Regions from separate parts of the Homo sapiens genome. Here regions 1, 2, 3, 4 and 5 are each linked to region 6. The links are chromatin contacts, found by Hi-C or POLR2A ChIA-PET in ENCODE. All regions are on one chromosome and are shown on one strand. The core of a region is the stretch at or near the end of the contact, and the rest is flanking DNA. Distances in the headings are between cores, read along the strand shown. Region 1 overlaps MBP (myelin basic protein). Region 2 holds the start of ZNF236 (zinc finger protein 236). Region 3 has its middle 37 kb from the start of LINC00908. Region 4 overlaps MBP (myelin basic protein). Region 5 holds the start of MBP (myelin basic protein). Region 6 holds the start of CNDP2 (carnosine dipeptidase 2).

Region 1 (2,700 bases), core at 80-2,579, 2.6 Mb after region 6:
TTTTAGTTTCCTGCTAAATAGAAGGCCCCAAAAGAAGCCAACCAATGCCGTGTCCCCGTGATAGGCCAGCGTGGCTGTCCCAGAAGCAGAGAGGGGAACAGCACAGGCTCGCATGTCTCCAGGGAGCTCAACACCAGATGGCTTAGTGATAGGAGCCCTGGCTGAGGGTGGCCGCATCTGCAGTGACATGGCTGCTTCCCACTTCCCTGCACCTGTCCTCATGGTGGCTGCTTCAGGGGAGGGGTGGGCAGGGGCCCCACTGCAGGTCCAGCCAAGGGGCACACAGAAGCTGGACATTTGCACACTCAGCTGGGTCGGGACTGAGCTCCGTCCTCAGCCCCTGCAGCCAAGACGCCAGTGTCAGCCGGTATGCTCCGCTACGGGGGCTGGCTGTGGTTTCAGAGTCTCACCCTAATTCCAAAGAACAAAAGCATCTCTCGAGTTCCAGGGACATTTTGTCAGTTGGAACAGCATTTCTATAGTGTGCACCCCACATGCTATGTGCACACATCACAAAGCACACACGGGTACTCTTACACACACACACTCTGATGCACGAGCTGCGGGCACTTCTGTGCATCACTTGCTGAGCTGTAGCATAGAGGCAGAATTCCTTACAGGGAAGAGTTCAGGCCTCAGGCACACTGTCTGCTGGCATTTTATGTGGAACACTGCCATGTGCAAATGAAGTCTTTGAGACAGGAGAGGAGAGAGCAGCAGGGACGAGGGGTGTCCCACCTGTCACTCAGTCATCCAGCAAATATTGATGAAGCTCGTCCCATGAGCCGGGCCTGCGTCTAGGTGCTGGGATATCTCAGCGAACAAAACAGACAGATGTCCCTGCCTTCATGGGGCTCACTTTCCATCCGGAGTCGGGGCTCGGACAATAAACAACATAATCAGGGACTGTGACAGAGGTGACTGTACTGCCCCACTCTGCATCCTTCTTCCTCTTGGCCCCCTCCTCGAGGTGGGGCCACATGATGCTTCTGGCCATCAGAACTTGAGTGGACGCGATGACTGCCCCTCGGCCTGGTCTGCAGGGTGCTTGGCCCTTGGGCTGTCCTCCCGGTCCCTCCCCGCCCTGCCCTCCGATGGCAGAGACTCTATGTGGAAGCCACAGGACTCTCCCAGGCACACTGGATGGAGAGCCGCCTGGCCCTCGCTGAGCTATGATGTGAGTGGACATCACCTTGAGCCTCAGAGATTTAGGAGTTCCTCTGGCAGGCCTGCAGAGCCCACCTGCGCTGACACAGCTGCACTTCTAAGTGGGAGATGTCAACGAGAAGGGACATGGAGCGAAGAGCTCACCCCCGGATATCTGGGCAAGAGACTTAAGGAGGAGGGCAGAGCTTGTGCTTCAGCCACACCCAGGAGGCTGCGGGAGGGAGGGGCCGCAGGAGATGTGGTTGGAGAGGCCCCTGGGGAACAGGTGGAGGGGATTTGAGCAGGGAGCGAGGTGCTCAGCAGCTAGCTGGCAGGGAGAACCAACAGGGATGGATCAGGATGGAGGCTGGGACCCACTTAATCACCCAGGTGGGCAGAGGAGGGCTTGGGCCTTGGTGATGGGAGAGGTGCTTGCTAAGTATCAGAGCTTCCCTGGGTCCTTGGCACAATCAGCCATCAGTGCTCTCAGCAAAGACATAGAAATAGTGCTCCTCATTTTGTACCTGGATAAGGGGAGAGCTCAAGTTCCAATCCCTGTTAGCGGCGGGTGACACAACCATGCACACATCTCAAATTCCAATTCCTGTTAGCGGCGGGTGACGTCACCATGCACACATCTCAAGTTCCAGTTCCTGTTAGCGGTGGGTAATGTCACCATGCACACATCCTGTTTTCTCCTGCTCTGCCACTGTGATCTCCAGATGATCAATTTCATATTATCAGGAAAATGACCTTTGGCACAGAAAGCCCAGAGGAGAAGGTGAGGGACTTGCATGCACGCACACATTTAAATGTCAACATTCTATGGAATTCAGTATCATAAAGGTATGCAAACCATGGGAAGTAATCATGAGTTTGCTCTGGGAGGCCCCGCAGTTAGAAGGGAACCTTCTGGGCACGCACATCGTGGATGGAGACAGAGGAACGGCAGCGCCGCCTGCTGCTGCTGGGCCCTGCGTGTCTGTACCACCTTCTGTGGTAGAGAAAACAGCAGGCGGCTTTGCTGCAAACTCCAGCACAGCCTCTGTGTGGGAGGAGCAGGGTCAGCAGAAACCCAGAGGCAGGAAGGAGCTGAGCTGAGCTGGTGCAAGAGTGTCCTGCCCTGGGAGGAAGTGGCTTTGTACCAACTGATAAAATGCCCAGAGTAGGGGGCACATAACTGTAAACTTCTAGAACCCACATCCTCAAAGCCCAACCCCTGACCCAGGAGGTGCATGGGTGGCTGTTCCCTCCCAGCCCAGTGCCACCTCTGCCATCCTCCCTGGCTGGGAAAGATGAACTGCGCTTAAAATGGGCTCAGTTTTCTTTTTCCTTTCTTTCCTTCCTTTCCTTCCATTCCTTCCCTTTCTTTCCCTTTCTTTTCATCCTTCCTTCCTTTTCTTTCTCTTTCTTTCTCTCTCTCTCTCTCTTTCTTTCTCTTTTTTTAACCTAGTAATTGCTTTTCACATCTGCTGGTGGGCTGCTATCTTTCATAGGATAACTTCCATTATTGCTTTAAATAAGGTGGTGTTTGGCCTCTGTTTTGTTTTCAGG
Region 2 (2,700 bases), core at 151-2,650, 2.3 Mb after region 6:
GGCTGCAGTGGGAAAGGGTAAGCAAGAATGACTCCTAGACACCGCTCAGCAATAAAAAGCACTTAAAATATTTATCAATATATAGATGAATTCCAACATAATTATGCTCAATGAACAGCCCCCACTTCCCTAAAGATTACGTGCGATACAATTCCATTTATATAAAACACCAAGAAAAACAGGTTGGGCACAGTGGCTCACATCTGCAATCCCAACACTTTGGGAGGCTGAGGCAGAGGGTCAATTGAAGCTAGGAGTTCCAGAGCAGGCTGGGCAACACAGAGAGACCCCATATGTTTAAAAAAAAACAAAAAGCTAGACATGGCGGTCCTCACCTGCAGTCTCAGCTACTCGGGAGGCTGAAGCAGTTGGATTGCTTAAGGGCAGGAGTTTGAGGCTACAGTGGGTCCCGATCGTGTCACTGCACTCCCGCCTGGGTGACAGAGCAAGCGAGACCCAGTCTGTATAAAAAGATATTTAAAAACTCCAGGAAATTCAAACTATAGTGACAAAAAGCAGATGGGTGGGAGGGGGAGGAGGGAAGGAGGGAGAGAGGAAAGGGTTACAGAGAGACGGGAGGAACATCTTCACTGTTGATTGTGATGATGGTTTCACAGTGTATACATGTGTCAAGATGTATCAAACTGCACACTTTAATTTGCGCCACTGCACTCCAGCCCAGGTGACAGAGTAAGGTCGCTTTCCCCGGGCTCGGCCGGCCTCTCCACCCGGCGCTCGGGTGCTGCGCTGCCTGTTCCTGTTGCCACTTCGTGTAAGTTAGCGCAGGCAACAACACACAAGACCAGCACACGTGAAATGGTCCATTTTAATGCACTGCCCCCAGGGAAAGGAACATTACCGGCTTCTGGCCATGTCGTCTTCCCAGTCCCAGATGGCGGTTCCGGGTTTGGGCTCCGAGGCCCTTCGCAGCACTAGGGCGGCGCGAGTAGGGCCGCCCTCCGAGCCATGCTGCGGTCCGAGGTGACGCGCGCACGCGAGTTCGCGGACACGCACGAGACGCCCGGGCCACGGAGGCGCGGGGCTGGCCCAGGGTCCCCGCCAGGCCGAGCTCTAGGGCTGCCGGCCCGGCCCGGTGACCCCCGCGCTCCCCTCCGTCCGCTAAGGCCCCGCGGCGCCGCGCATGCGCCCCGCCGCCGCCCCCGCCCCCACCGCGCCCGCGCCCGCGCCCAACGCCCCCACCGCGGCCCGCGGGCCATGGAACCTGCCAAGGCCGGCGCGGTTCGAGCGCTCCGGTGCGCGCGTTCAGGCGCCTTTCCCCCGTGAGCCCGGCGGCGCTCGGACCGGGCCGCCCGCCGCCGGGCAGCTCCGCCCGCCTCTAGCGCCGGCTGGGCGCGCCCCCGCCCCGGTGCCCGCGCGTGCGCGCCCCCGCCGCCGCGTGTGAGTGTGAGTGTGAGTGTGAGTGGGTGTGGGTGCGAGCCGGGCCGCCGACGATGCCGCGGGGCCGCCCCCCGAAGCCCAGGGAGAGCAAGGCGCGCGGCGACTCCGGTAAGGCCCGCGGCCGCGCCCTCGCGCCCCGCCGGCGGCCGGTGCGGGGCCCGCGCCCTGCCAGTCCCCGGATGCGGCGCGGGGGGCGCCGGGAGCGGCGGGGCGGGGGCGGGGGCCGCGCAGACCCGGGCCGCCGCCGCCGCCGACTGGCCGGGCGGGCCGCAGCGCGGGCGGAATGATACGGGCGAGTCGCCGCCCGGCCCCTCCGCGCGCTGGGCCTACTTTCCTGGGCCGGGCGGCGGCTGAGGCGGGAGGCGGGAGGCGGGTGAGGGAGCAGGCGGCCGCCTCCTGCGCGCGCCCTGCCCCCGCTGGCCCTGCCGCGGCCCGCGCTGAACTTGAGGGAAAGTGGCCGCCCCGTGTTCCGTCCCGGGGCCGGAGGGCCGCGGGGCGCGCTGGGGAGGCGGCCTGGCCAGAGCCCGGGCCTGCGGATACCGCGCCCCGGGCTCCTCCCGGACGGCGCCCCCGCCCGACCCTGCGCGGCGCCGGCTGCCCCGGGGACGTTGGGCTCGGCCCACAGGGAGGCCGTGGAGCGCGGGGTCGTGCACACAGTAGGCGCCAGCGTTGTCCGGGAAGCGCAGGGTCGTGCACACAGTGTGCTCCAGTGTTATCTGGGGCGCGCTGTGGGGCGTGCATACAGTAGGCGCCATTGTGATCCGGGAACTTGAACCCTGAGCCTCTGCAGACGCTGTGGGTAGTGCATACAGTAGGCGCCATTGTGATCCGGGGGGCTGGAACCCTGGGCATCTGGAGAGCGCTGTGGGTCGTGCAAACAGTAGGCACCATTGTGATCCGGGTAGCTTGAACCTGGAGCTTCTGGAGAGCGCTGTGGGTCGTGCATACAGTAGGCATCAGTGTTATGTGGGGAGCGCTAGATCGTGCACACAGTAGGCGTCAGGAAGTGTTTTCCCCAGTAATTTATTCTCCATGGTACTTTGCTAAAGTCATGAAATAACTCAGATTTTGTTTTCCAAGGAAGGAGAAAGGCCCAGAATTTAAGAGCAGGCAGACACACAACCGGGCACCCCCAGACCCTGGCCCTTCCAGCAGTCAGGAATTGACTTGCCTTCCAAAGCCCCAGCCCGGAGCTTGAGGAACGGACTTTCCTGCGCAGGGGGATCGGGGCGCACTCGCCGGTGCCGCGGTTCCCAGGTCGAGGGCAGTGGGGTAGGGGGCGCCGCGCTTTTTCTCGCGGGC
Region 3 (2,700 bases), core at 193-2,692, 2.1 Mb after region 6:
CGTATTGGGTCCCTCATCCTTCGATATATGTAGTCAGAATTCGTGGCTGTTGTCCTTAATTCTTTCTTAAAGGCAGAAACAATAATGTCAATTCACTTCATGAATAATGTAAAAGCAATTTGCCATTTATATGGCGTTACTTAATGGTTCACAGACTATAGTGGTGGATGCAGTTGATGTTAAAGAGACTTGGGTCAGAATTCCATCTCAGCTGCTTCCTAGCTCTGTTACCTTGGGCATATCCCTTGGCCTCTTCACCTTCCATTTCTGCATCCGTAAAATGGACATATTCATACCGATTTGGCAAGATTCCTGCTGGGGGTTGGTGATCGAGATCATCTGTGTGCAACCTCCTAACAGGATCTCCAGGGCGTCTGGTCCTGTGCAGAGCTCACATCTCTGTGGGCTTCTTGTCTTGCCTCTCAAAGCTAGATGTTAGGTGTCAGGAGGTGTTGGCCTCCTGGGAGCTAGAATATTGCCTTCCAAATTTTCCAAAGCTTTTTAACATATTAGGAAGCCTAAGATATGTTAGCCAGAGTGATAGGTCAATTCACTAACCTTGAAGGCTTGAAAAAAAAATTGCTGATTCATTTTGTTTGCTGAGTACAGACTTTCAGTATTTTTGTGCTAAAGAAGATTTATTTAACATTTTATCATTTAATTAAAGAAAGCATGTTTATAATCAGTTTGTGCCTGTCCCAAATTGTCCCTTTGTCTTCCCAGACTTTGTCAGAAATTCCCTTTCTCGGAGCAAAAATGCTTTTGTGCAGGCAACATTTCTTAGATGTTTTTGTACTTAGAGTTTGACTTGAGGATATTTGTGGATGGGACTCAGATTTCAGAGTGTGGGAGGAGAAGAGGTCTGGCCAATGAGGAGGCGGCTTTGCTCGGGTCATTTGCATCTGGCCGCCCAGGTTCCAGCAGCTCCATCGCGTTGGTGAAATATATCCTTTAGGGGATGTCACGGCTTTGGTTAAGTTTTCCTTTTTACTCCTTAGCTGCTAGCGCAGTTTTAATGATAGCTGTTTCACATGTGCATGCGGCACTCATGTGGGCAGAGCTGTCAGAAGACTGTAAAGTCTCAACCATCCTGCGATTGCTTGCACCTGAGGAAGACGGAATGACGATGTTCTGCGCCATGGTATTCCTTTGCTCATTCATACACTGATTTATGGCTCGTTGTTTTCCTTTGGCTCAAGGTGACATCAGTACCTACAAAAAGGCAAATATACGTGAGAATGCTTTTATAGCAAAATCCTTGTTTGCAAAGGTAATGATGTTCTAAAACTGGAAAAAATGCAACTCAGGCAAAAGGAAGAAACCCTAGCGTGACTTTTTCTTCCTAGCTTTTGTGGGTAGTGAAGTTTTTCTCAACATGCTATCAGATTGGTTCCATTATTTAAAAGTATTTTTAACACAGGAAAAAGTTTCGTGTTTTGTATTTCGCAATGCGATTCGATCATCTTCCGCTGTTCCAGATGGTGGCTTGCACCGTGCAATCAGGCTGGATCTTACACAAGAATCCATTCCAAACCCTGAATAAGGGCCCAAGCCCAGAGAGGGACTTGTGTATCCATTGCCACAGGAGCATTACAGAAACATGCCCCCTAGGCTTGGACACCGTGGAATTCAGGGAGCAATTCTAGCTAGGAATAGTAGGGAGATAAAGATTTGTTGTTGTTGTTGTTGTTGTTGTTTGTTTTTTTGAGACAGAGTCTCACTCTGTCACCCAGGCTGGAGTGCAGTGGCGCGATCTCGGCTCACTGCAAGCTCCGCCTCCCGGGTTCAAGTGATTCTCCTGCCTCAGCCTCCCGAGTAGCTGGGACTACAGGCGTCCACCACCAGGCCCGGCTAATTTTTTGTATTTTTAGTAGAGACGGGGTTTCACCATGTTGGCCAGGATGGCCTCAATCTCTTGACCTTGTGATCCGCCCGCCTCGGCCTCCCAAAGTGCTGGGATGACAGGCGTGAGCCCCCGCGCCCTGCCATGACGGGACTTTCTGACGTGGCGCTGTGTCTGGGCTCGCCCTTTCCTCGGATCCCACCTCTCCGGAGGACGGGGAGAGTGCTGGGTAATCCTGGGAGTTCCTAAAAGCCAGCACAGAAGGCAGGGGTTTCTTTCTCTGGGGGACTTCGGAGGAGGTGGCCACTGGTCTGAGAAAGTCTAAGTGTAGGTTGGGACTTCGGTCAACTGGGACTTAACTATGCCACTCAAACTGGTGTGCATGCAATGCCACTTCTGCTGGGTCTGAAGAGGGAGGCCCTGCACCAAGGCCACGTTCATAAGACACAGGGTGGAGAAGAGAGATGGCATCCCATGGGGAGAGCTTGTCTCCCAAAGACTGGTCCATCTGTTGAAAGAGGCTGTCCTCTCCCCTTATTTCCTGAGGAGCTGCCCAGGAGGGCTCCCTGCTTCCCTCTGGCCTTCACATTGGCCACCGGGACCAGGAGGAGCCCTCCCTCTTCCCTTCCCCTACCTGTCTCTCTCTCTCTGTCTCTCTCTCTGTATCTCTTTGTCTCTGTTTCGCTCTGTCTCTCTCTCTATGCCTCTCTCTGTCTTCCTCTTTCTGCTTCTCGTTGTCTTTCTCTTTGTTTCTGTCTTTCTGTCTTTCTCCCTCTTTCTGTCTCTCTCCCCCATTCCCCCGTCTCTCTGTCTCTCTTTCTTTGTCTCTCTCTCCTTCTCTCTGTCTCTCTCTCACT
Region 4 (2,700 bases), core at 176-2,675, 2.6 Mb after region 6:
GCCTAGATAGAATTTGGGGTGTGTGTGTGTGTGTGTGTGTGTGTGTGTGTGTGTGTTTTGTGGTTTTTTCTTTTTTTTGAGACAGGGTCTTACTCTGTTGCCCAGGCTGGAGTGCAGTGGTGTGATCATGGCTCACCGTAGCCTCGACCTCTCCAGGCTCAGGTGATCTTTCCACCTCAGCTTTCCGAGTAGCTGGGACTGTAGGTGCACAGCACCATGCCCAGCTAATTTTTTGATTTTTTTGTAGAGATAAGGTCTCACTTTGTTGTCCAGGCTGGTCTCGAACTCCTAGGCTCAAGCAATCTGCCTGCTTCAGCCTCCCGCAGTGCTGGGATTCCAGGTGTGGGCCACCGCACCTGGCCTCGTTTGGTGTTTTGAACATGTAGTGAATCATCCCCAGGAGGCTTAGCTATCACCAGAAAACCCCAAAGAGTAAGCCCACAGCTCAGCAGATCCACAGCATTCAGAGAAAGCTGAGGGACAAAAGCCACAAGCAGCCTGGCACATGGGCACGTTCTGAGCGCTTGCTGACCCTCCCAAAGGTAACTGCCCAGCCCCTTTGATTCACACTGCCAAAAAGGAATGAATTCCTCCAGTAGCCAGTGAAGCCAAGTGTCTTACGTCCTAAGGACCAAGGACTGCCAGGCAGGCAAAGACTGCCTAAGACAGGGCATCCCTCTGTGGGTGGGTCTTGCCCCCTGCCCCTCTCCTGGCATTGAGGCACGTCCCTGGGTTCTCCAGGGCAGCTGGCACCCTTTCCTTCTTGGGTTCTGCCAAGTTCTGTAGTAAGATGGAGAACCAAATACAAAATGGGCAGAGTGATAGAAAGCTGGTAAATTAGTGAGGCAGGACCATTTGGAAACCAAATTTCCCTGCAACTTAAAAAACACAGGGAGTCAAAGGCAGAACAGGAGTTTCTTCGTTTCTGAGAAGGAGCGCTGTGCCCTGAACCTGCGCCTGCCTGGAGGAAGTTACACTCCATCCGCATGAGTGAATCATGAGTCAGGAGGGCAGGCTGCCCACTCCTCTGATGGGCGGAGTGCTTCTGCCTGAATCTGATGTCTCCTGTTCTGACCCTCAACTGGCCCAGGAAGGTGGCTCAACCACTTGTTACCAGGGACCTGCACCCCATATGAGTGGACTAACACTGCAACTCCAGAAAAGTGTCTTTTTTTCACCAATCAGAGACATTCCACAGTTAACCCTTTAGTTAGTTTCTCTTCCTCTTACATCCTGCCGTGGCTTATTCGGGATGAGAGAGAAGCAAATTTCAAAGCCCTGAGTCACTGAGGGCAAAACTTGCAAAGGAGACTGGAAGCTCCTGCAGGCAACAGACGAGGCCTCCCCACCACCTCCCCAGCAGCCAACGGCACCTAAAGCCTGCTCAGGAAACTGAGCTTTTATGTGAAAAAGAAGTTAGGAAATAGGTATGATTCATTTACTCTTTCGAACATCTGTAAGCCAGTTATGTGCTGGGGATGCTCCAGGCTTAGAGACGGAGGCATCAGAGAGAGGAAAGTTCCCTCCTTGATATAGGAGGGGAAGAAGTCGGATGATAAACAAATCACCAGGATCTGTATCAGAGCACTCAGCCGCAGGCTCTATGACAGCAGAGGAAAGAATCATCTAGTGTGGGTGGGGAGAGGTGGAGAAGGTGGCAGCAGGGTGGGAAGGAGGGGGCCCTCAGCAGCCTGGGCCGGGCAGTGGGGCAGAGGCAGTGTGTGGGGTAGACCGGGCAGCCCCCACCGCAGCTGCCCTCCCTGCTGACAGATCAGTAACCAGCACCTGAAACTGACAGAAACTTTCCTTGACTCTCTCATAAGGGGGAAAAATGCCTCCCAGAATCACACACAGAAATGTGCAGAGTGGTAGGTGACACGGCTGGAGCTCATGTCACGTTTTCTTTTGTGATTCAAGTTTAATGCTCTACTAAGCTATGCAGCATCACAGAACATGTACATGTACTTGGAAGGGCACAAAATATTTCCCATCAAGTTTAAAGGAAAGAAAAAAAAGCTCTTACTTCTTAAAACTACCTACAGGAACCATAGTTTTAACATTTCCAAGTTTTGAGGTTTTTAAATGATCAGAACTTTAAACATGAGATTTCAGAAAACAAAAGCCTCAGCATGGGCTTTGCTATGGCTCAAAATCTTACTCTGATAGCATTAAACAAATTAAAAACATATGTGGGTGTTTTACAGCGTCAAACAACAGGAAAGAAACTGTACACCACAGAGAGGTTTCTTGAAACTGGAGTTGCAAATCAGTCATTCTAAGACTTAAAATACCAACAGTGTTAACAGCCTAGAGGCCTCTGAGCAGAGCTGTTTTTTCCACTTTCACTTTAGGTGAAACTTAATCCTCCTGGTGCAGATACTGTATCCAAGCCATGTTCTTAATAAATTAGTAACTTAATACATTTATGGTTGTTATTGCTAATTATAATGCTGACATTATCAGTAATACAGTTTAAGTATGGGCTGAACAAAATAATGAGTCACCCTCCCATTCAACATTGACTAGAACCATTTACATATTTATAAAATTAGTCTTTCTAAATCCTTAGGTAAGAAACTAAATACTGTTTATCACTTTAATCAAGATAAAATATACACAGGAACAGTATATAGTCACCTACTCGCCTTCCATGGATGATTTGAAAGCAAATCATGGAAAATTACTCATGTGGCTGACATA
Region 5 (2,700 bases), core at 18-2,517, 2.6 Mb after region 6:
ACCGAGCACTTGTTGATTCTCACGTTGTTGCAATTGGAAAACGGAACAAGGAACCAGAGCTCGCCTGTTTCCAGCCAGAGTCGCACGGGGGTCCCCAAAGACGCTTGAACCTTTTCCCAAGCCCCACTCCACCTTCCAAAACGGGGGGGCTCAGGTGGACGCGAAAGGACACAAGGCGCTGCCCCCAGCACCCCGGAAAATCTAGTGTGGCGGCAAATGACCGCAGGTCACACACCCCGGCCTCGGGGGCCACGGAAAACGGACGCACCCGGCCCAGGACAGGCAGTGGGGCCCAGGAGGGGACTGCCGGGAAGACCCGGGCGGGCCGGCGGGCGGCTGCGGGCGGCGCACGTGGGCCCAGGTGGGCGCAGCGACGGGCCCGGCCGAAGAGCCCGAGACAGGCCCTGCGAAGGCGGAAGCCCGGACCCGGGCTCTCCTGGCCGCCCCTGGAGCTCAGAGGGAGACTGCGCTTCGCCCCGGGGGCAGGGGCAGGAGCGCGATCGCGCGCGGGGCCCCCGGGGTGTGATTAGCAGGCGCCGCGAGCCGGGAGGACCCCCCAGCCCGCCCTGGCAGCCAGCACCCTCTCCACACCCGCCCAGAGTGGCCGCTTTTGACCGCCGTCCCCTCCCACCCTAGACTCCTCCCCTCAGCCCCACGGCCCGAGGCCGAGCGGTTTCAGCGACCCTGGGACCGCCGGGCCTGGCTGGAGTCCACCCCTGGACACCTGTCAGGGTCGGGCCCCGGCGCTGTAAACCCGCGTCTACACCCGCGCCCAGCCCCCGCGCAATGGGGATCGGGGGCGGCGACTTGGGTTCGGGTCAGGGAGGCCGCCGGCTGCTACCTGCTCGGCCACCTGCTCCGCTGCCTAGGTTCTCCCTGCGCGTCCCCAGCCAAGAAAGGGACCCGGAGTCCGGGCGTCGGGATAGCTCCTGTCCCCGATCTTGCGCCCCCGGCTCCCGCGGGGCTCCGGTCCGGGGTCCCGCCCAGGTCTCCGCGGTCCCCACTCGGAGGGGCACAGAGACAAAGGCGGCAGAGCAGCCCGCCCGTCCCCGAGGGTCACCCACCGGCGCTGCGCTCGTTGCTCCGAGGCCGAGGGGCGCCGCGGGGTCCAAGGCCCTGCTCCGCCTGCCCAGGCCCGGGCAGGCTGGTCTCGGCTTCAAGCGCCCACGCGCGGGGTCCCCGGGCAGCCTGCTTCGCCTTCCGGGGTCGGGAGACAGGGGCCGCCGGGGCCGGAGGCTGCTTCTCTCTGGCGCGCGGCGGCGGTGACTGACGGCGGCGGCTCCGAGGGACGGGCGCGCACCCAGCTCCCCGGCCCCGCCTCCCCGGGCTTCCTGCGAGCCAGGTAAACACAGGCCGATCCCGCCGGGCCCGCCCCACCTGGACGCGGCCGCCGGCGCCGCCCCGGGAGCTCGGAGGACCCCGGGCCCGCTCTGCCCACGCGGAACTTGGGGGGCGCACGGGGCCCACGCGCAGGGTCAGACCTCGGAGGGGCGGCCTGGAGCCTCGCCCGCTGCCGAACTGGGCTCCGAACTGCGGCCCGTCGACCCTTCCCGTTCGGAGGCTTGGCCTCCGAACCCACCCCGACCCCGACCTCGACCTCGCGGGAGGGGTGCCAGGCCGCATCTCCCCGCGTCCTCAGGGGCTGGAAACCCCAGAAACTGCCGATAGACTTGGCGCAGCCCCGGCCCTGCAGGAGGAGAGTCAGCCCGGCCTGGAGGCGAAAGGAGCCGGCAGGTCCTCCCAAGGCACTCCCTCCCTCCCCTGGAGCCCAGGCCAGGCCCATGTCCGGCTGGCAGGTGCTCCTCTGGGAGCTGGGAGCTGGGAGCTGGGAGCTAGGGGCGCACCTTCTCCTGCAGGACCGGCGCAGGAAGCGTGCGCGGAAAAGACAGCAAAACACGCGCAGGTGCGAGGAAGCAGCCTGGTCCTGCAGCCCAGAGACATCGTGGTCTTCGTCGCTGTCTTGTTAAAAAGAAAAAGCCTGCTGTTTAGCCGTGACTCACCTGCACACAGATTTAGTGGTCAGAGATCTTTCTCTGGATTCTCAGCCTCCTGATGGTGGAAGAGGAGGAGGTTGGGGGAGTCCCAGAATGAGGCCCCGCGTTCCTCCTGACCTACACCCCCAGTCAGGGATCTGGATCTGGAGCTTCCAGGGGACCTGGAGCAGCCTGGGACCCACACAGTTTGTTAGGAAGTGAGGGAGAGGGGTGAGCGCTGTCCCGGCCCGCGCTGGGAGGCGGGACTCAGACTTCAGCACGGGGTCGGGGTTTCGGCCTAAAACCAGCCTCCCCCAAAGCCCCGGAGGATTTAGCAACTGTCTTCAAATGCTGGCAACTGGAAGAGAAATACTTCCACAACGACGCAAAAGCATTCAGTCTGGTCGTTTCCTCAGGAGAGATTTTCAAGTGGAGGGGGCAGGAGGGTTCTGAGACTTTGAGGCTGAAGGTGAGGAGGGAAAAGGGTGCCAAAGATAGTGTGTTTCTCCAATTTTTCTGCCCCACAACCTCACTTTAAGTCAAGGATGAGCGGAGTGGGCGTGGGAGGCTGGACAGCTGCCCTAGGAGCACGGGTGGTGACAATGAACCCGGGTGCACCCAGGTCCCAGCTCAAGTCACTCAAAGCTCAGGCTGGGGAAGCTGGAACACTAAAATGGGTCCCATTTTAGATACCTGCTTTAGCATCAGAAACAGCTTTTCCTCCCCA
Region 6 (2,700 bases), core at 82-2,581:
GGGGGGGACGGGGTGGCTCACGCCTGTAATCCCAGCACTTTAGGAGGCTGAGGCGGGTGGATCAGTAGGTCAAGAAATCGAGACCATCTTGACCAATATGGTGAAACCCTGTCTCTACTAAAAATACAAAAATTAGCTGGGTGCGGTGGTGCGCACCTGCAGTCCCAGCTACTCGGGAGGCTGAGGCAGAATGGCTTGAACCTGGGAGGCGGAGCTTGCAGTGAGCTGAGACTGGGCTACTGCATTCCAGCATGGCAACAGAGCAAGACTCTGTCTCTAAATAAATAAATAAATAAATAAATAAATAAATATAAAAAGAGGAAACAAACCATGTAAATTTTAAGGGAGGAGACAATTTTAACATTTTACTTTATGTGGGAACGTATACATCTCTTACAACTATTAAATTCATTTTTAAAAAATAATAACTCCCGAGCCATCACTCCTTAAAGAATGTGGTAGTGGTACAAGTTTAAAGAAAGTCTTTTGAGAACACTCTATTGGAAAAGTGAGCAGACTAGGGAATAACAATTTTACCCCCAAGAATTGTTGTTAAGATTAAAAAGGAAAGCGCTGTCGCAGACGCTCAAACACGGTGCTGGCTCTGCTTCCTTCATCAGTTCCTAGGGTCATGGGACACAAATACTAAAATATTTCCACTACTGGTAACGATGCTGGCGAACGCTTTCCTAATCCAGTTCAGACCGACCTCTCATTGGAGCTTGTGTGACCCGCAGGAGTCCGTGCCCCGACTCCGCCGGGACTGAAACGCAACGGAAAGTGCAGTGCTGGATGCGCAAGGGAATGGGAGCGTCGTGGGACCTCCGGAGCCTGGGAGATCAGAGGGTGGAGTCAGGGCCCCCTAGTTTTGGACTCCATTGCCGCACTGCAGGCGACTTCTCGGACCCCACCGTTGAAGCACCAGGCCCCCCGCCCACCCAAGAGCAACCGGGAAGCACAGCACAAGCCCACAGCTCCGGACACGCGCTCCCGTGTGCCCTGCCTCCCCTGAATCCCAACCCACGAAATCTCCGCCCCCTCGCCACGCCCACATCCCCGTCTACCGTCGGGGAGGGGCGACGAGGCGAAAGCCTTGTGGACCAGGCCGGGATTGGTGGGCGGGACGGAAATGGAGCTGGGAGAGGTGACGTCACCTTCCGCACCTGGCTCAGGGCGGAAATGGGGCGGGGAGAGAGTGACACCACCCCTCTGCCTGTGGCTGGATTGGTGGGCGTGGCGGGGGCGTGGCGATGCCTGCCCTCCGGACAAGGCGGGGTTGGTGGCCAGGGCGACCGCGGGGCGGGCCAGCGCCGGGGGTCGTGGCCGGGACACGTGGTACGGAACCGGCGCCGCGCTTGCTGCTGGTAACAGGGCCTTGCCTAGTGGGCCTTCCTTCCCAGGTGGGTCTTCCTGATGGACCTTCCTTCCCGGGTGGGCGCCCTGAGCTGGGAACGGGCTGGGCGGGGAGGACCCGGGTCAGCGGCGAGAGTCACGCCTCATTCGTGGGGGAGCGTGGGGCGCCCGGCCGCAGCCAGGCGGGAACAATGGTGTCCGGGCTGTTCCCGAGCGCGCGGTCGGGGGCGGAGGCCCGTGACGGCCATGGCCCCGGGGCCTCTCGCACCTCCGGGCCACTCGTGTCCCAGCAGCGCCGAGCGCGTCCCCGGTACGCAGGGACAAGCTGGGCGGCGCACTTGGCCTGAGCCTGCGTGGCCCTCCCTGGTGGAGTCGAGTGGAACGACCCGGGTTGGAGATGGGGTTGCGGGGAGCCGAGCGCTGGTCAGGCCACACCCCTCCCCAGGGGCCTGCTGAGAACTCCAGCCTTTCTCCAACGGATCCCTTTCCCGGAGACCTGGGGTGGGGAGTGTGGCGGGACAGAAGCCTCCCAGGTTCAAAGGGCCCTGGACAGCGTCCCTAGCTCCCGCCAGCATTTGAGGCAGCGTTTAAGGCTATAGGAGGAAGCGTCTGAGGGGAGACAAAATTCCCATGCCAGCTTGATGGTCTGGGGCAGGTGTCTTATTCAATTGGCTTCAGTTTCCTCATCTGTGAAATAGAGACAATATTTGGTCCTCACAGACAGGGCCACCAAACCAAACTCCCCACCGCCTGCCAAGGTCAGATTCCGTAGATCATCCAAGCATAGACTGCAGGAAGAGGCGGAGAACCCGGGGCCTGCTACCAATACCTTCCTTGTCCCTAATGTTTGCAGGCAGGAGTGGAGGAAGAGAAGTCCACATTATGCTTAGGGATCAAGTTCTAGCTTGGGCAGATTGGAGATTCTTTTATTGGTTCTTAATCAGACATGAAGGTGTGATTCAGTTATTTGTGTTATATATGCCTTCAATTATCAAGGGACAGGGACTGAGATTCTCAGAACTAGAAGACTCATTTGTGTGTACTACTGACGGTTCCAGGTGCCACAGCAATTTCTCCTGCCCTCCACTAGTCTCAACATTTAAATCATGTTACTCCCTTGCCAGGCATGGTGGCTCATGTGTGTAACCTCGGCACTTTGGGAGACCAAGGCGGACAGATCGCTTGAGTCCAGGAGTTCGAGACCAGCCTGAGTAACACGAGCAAACCCCGTCTCTACAAAAAATACAAAAATTAGCTGGGTGTGGTGGTGCGCACCTGCAGTCCCAGCTACTTGGGAAGCTGAGGCAGGAGGATCATTTGAGCCTGGGAGACAGAGGTTGCAGTGAG

The links. Hi-C counts contacts between places; a loop is a spot of excess contacts on that map. ChIA-PET counts read pairs that join two places held with the same protein, here RNA polymerase II (POLR2A). Pooled maps may share reads with other maps.
Region 1: a loop to region 6 is called in a map with no recorded cell type, with 9 times the contacts of the local background. The contact joins the enhancer-like site here to the promoter of CNDP2 in region 6. A Hi-C loop is called at or near these places in 1 of 168 maps with a recorded cell type or tissue (CD4-positive, alpha-beta memory T cell), 5 of 37 single-sample maps with no recorded cell type and 10 of 50 pooled maps.
Region 2: a map of CD8-positive, alpha-beta T cell shows a loop between it and region 6 (17-fold over the local background). The contact joins the promoter of ZNF236 here to the promoter of CNDP2 in region 6. A Hi-C loop is called at or near these places in 5 of 168 maps with a recorded cell type or tissue (CD4-positive, alpha-beta T cell, CD4-positive, alpha-beta memory T cell, CD8-positive, alpha-beta T cell and 1 more), 8 of 37 single-sample maps with no recorded cell type and 21 of 50 pooled maps.
Region 3: a map of mammary epithelial cell shows a loop between it and region 6 (16-fold over the local background). The contact joins the enhancer-like site here to the promoter of CNDP2 in region 6. A Hi-C loop is called at or near these places in 2 of 168 maps with a recorded cell type or tissue (ascending aorta and mammary epithelial cell). POLR2A ChIA-PET finds 5 or more read pairs at or near these places in 1 of 52 experiments (MCF 10A).
Region 4: a loop to region 6 is called in a pooled map, with 8 times the contacts of the local background. The contact joins the enhancer-like site here to the promoter of CNDP2 in region 6. A Hi-C loop is called at or near these places in 1 of 168 maps with a recorded cell type or tissue (sciatic nerve), 5 of 37 single-sample maps with no recorded cell type and 8 of 50 pooled maps.
Region 5: a pooled map shows a loop between it and region 6 (14-fold over the local background). The contact joins the promoter of MBP here to the promoter of CNDP2 in region 6. A Hi-C loop is called at or near these places in 3 of 37 single-sample maps with no recorded cell type and 9 of 50 pooled maps.

What each region holds. Positions count from the first base shown.
Region 1 is chr18:77,053,027-77,055,726 of GRCh38, forward strand. All of the region lies in intron 3 of MBP (myelin basic protein), which reads right to left. Among named protein-coding and RNA genes, the nearest start is that of MBP-AS1, 74 kb to the left of the region's middle. RefSeq lists enhancers at 73-573, 1,679-2,580, 1,974-2,023, 2,074-2,203. Within about 2 kb of position 1,330, at least 38 of the 41 ENCODE cell types and tissues checked have a DNase peak (open chromatin) inside an H3K27ac peak, as active enhancers do.
Region 2 is chr18:76,821,157-76,823,856 of GRCh38, forward strand. It overlaps ZNF236 (zinc finger protein 236), which reads left to right and starts at 1,401. Exons shown (of 31, transcript NM_001306089.2): 1 at 1,401-1,506. The coding sequence starts at 1,452. ZNF236-DT (ZNF236 divergent transcript) reads right to left here and starts at 1,139. Exons shown (of 3, transcript NR_040024.1): 1 at 860-1,139. RefSeq lists enhancers at 683-762, 803-912 and silencers at 983-1,172, 1,293-2,032.
Region 3 is chr18:76,564,494-76,567,193 of GRCh38, forward strand. No RefSeq gene overlaps it. Among named protein-coding and RNA genes, the nearest start is that of LINC00908, 37 kb to the left of the region's middle. Within about 2 kb of position 1,443, at least 28 of the 41 ENCODE cell types and tissues checked have a DNase peak (open chromatin) inside an H3K27ac peak, as active enhancers do; they include ascending aorta and mammary epithelial cell, where a contact is called at or near this core.
Region 4 is chr18:77,100,491-77,103,190 of GRCh38, forward strand. The region is part of intron 2 of MBP (myelin basic protein); the gene reads right to left. Among named protein-coding and RNA genes, the nearest start is that of MBP, 31 kb to the right of the region's middle. RefSeq lists enhancers at 1,051-1,180, 1,271-1,340 and a silencer at 1,631-1,750. Within about 2 kb of position 1,426, at least 38 of the 41 ENCODE cell types and tissues checked have a DNase peak (open chromatin) inside an H3K27ac peak, as active enhancers do.
Region 5 is chr18:77,131,516-77,134,215 of GRCh38, forward strand. It overlaps MBP (myelin basic protein), which reads right to left and starts at 1,268. Exons shown (of 9, transcript NM_001025101.2): 1 at 1,065-1,268. RefSeq lists a silencer at 233-1,532.
Region 6 is chr18:74,495,032-74,497,731 of GRCh38, forward strand. CNDP2 (carnosine dipeptidase 2) reads left to right here and starts at 1,332. Exons shown (of 12, transcript NM_018235.3): 1 at 1,332-1,400. RefSeq lists enhancers at 618-887, 1,445-1,957, 2,341-2,440 and silencers at 1,158-1,667, 1,798-1,847.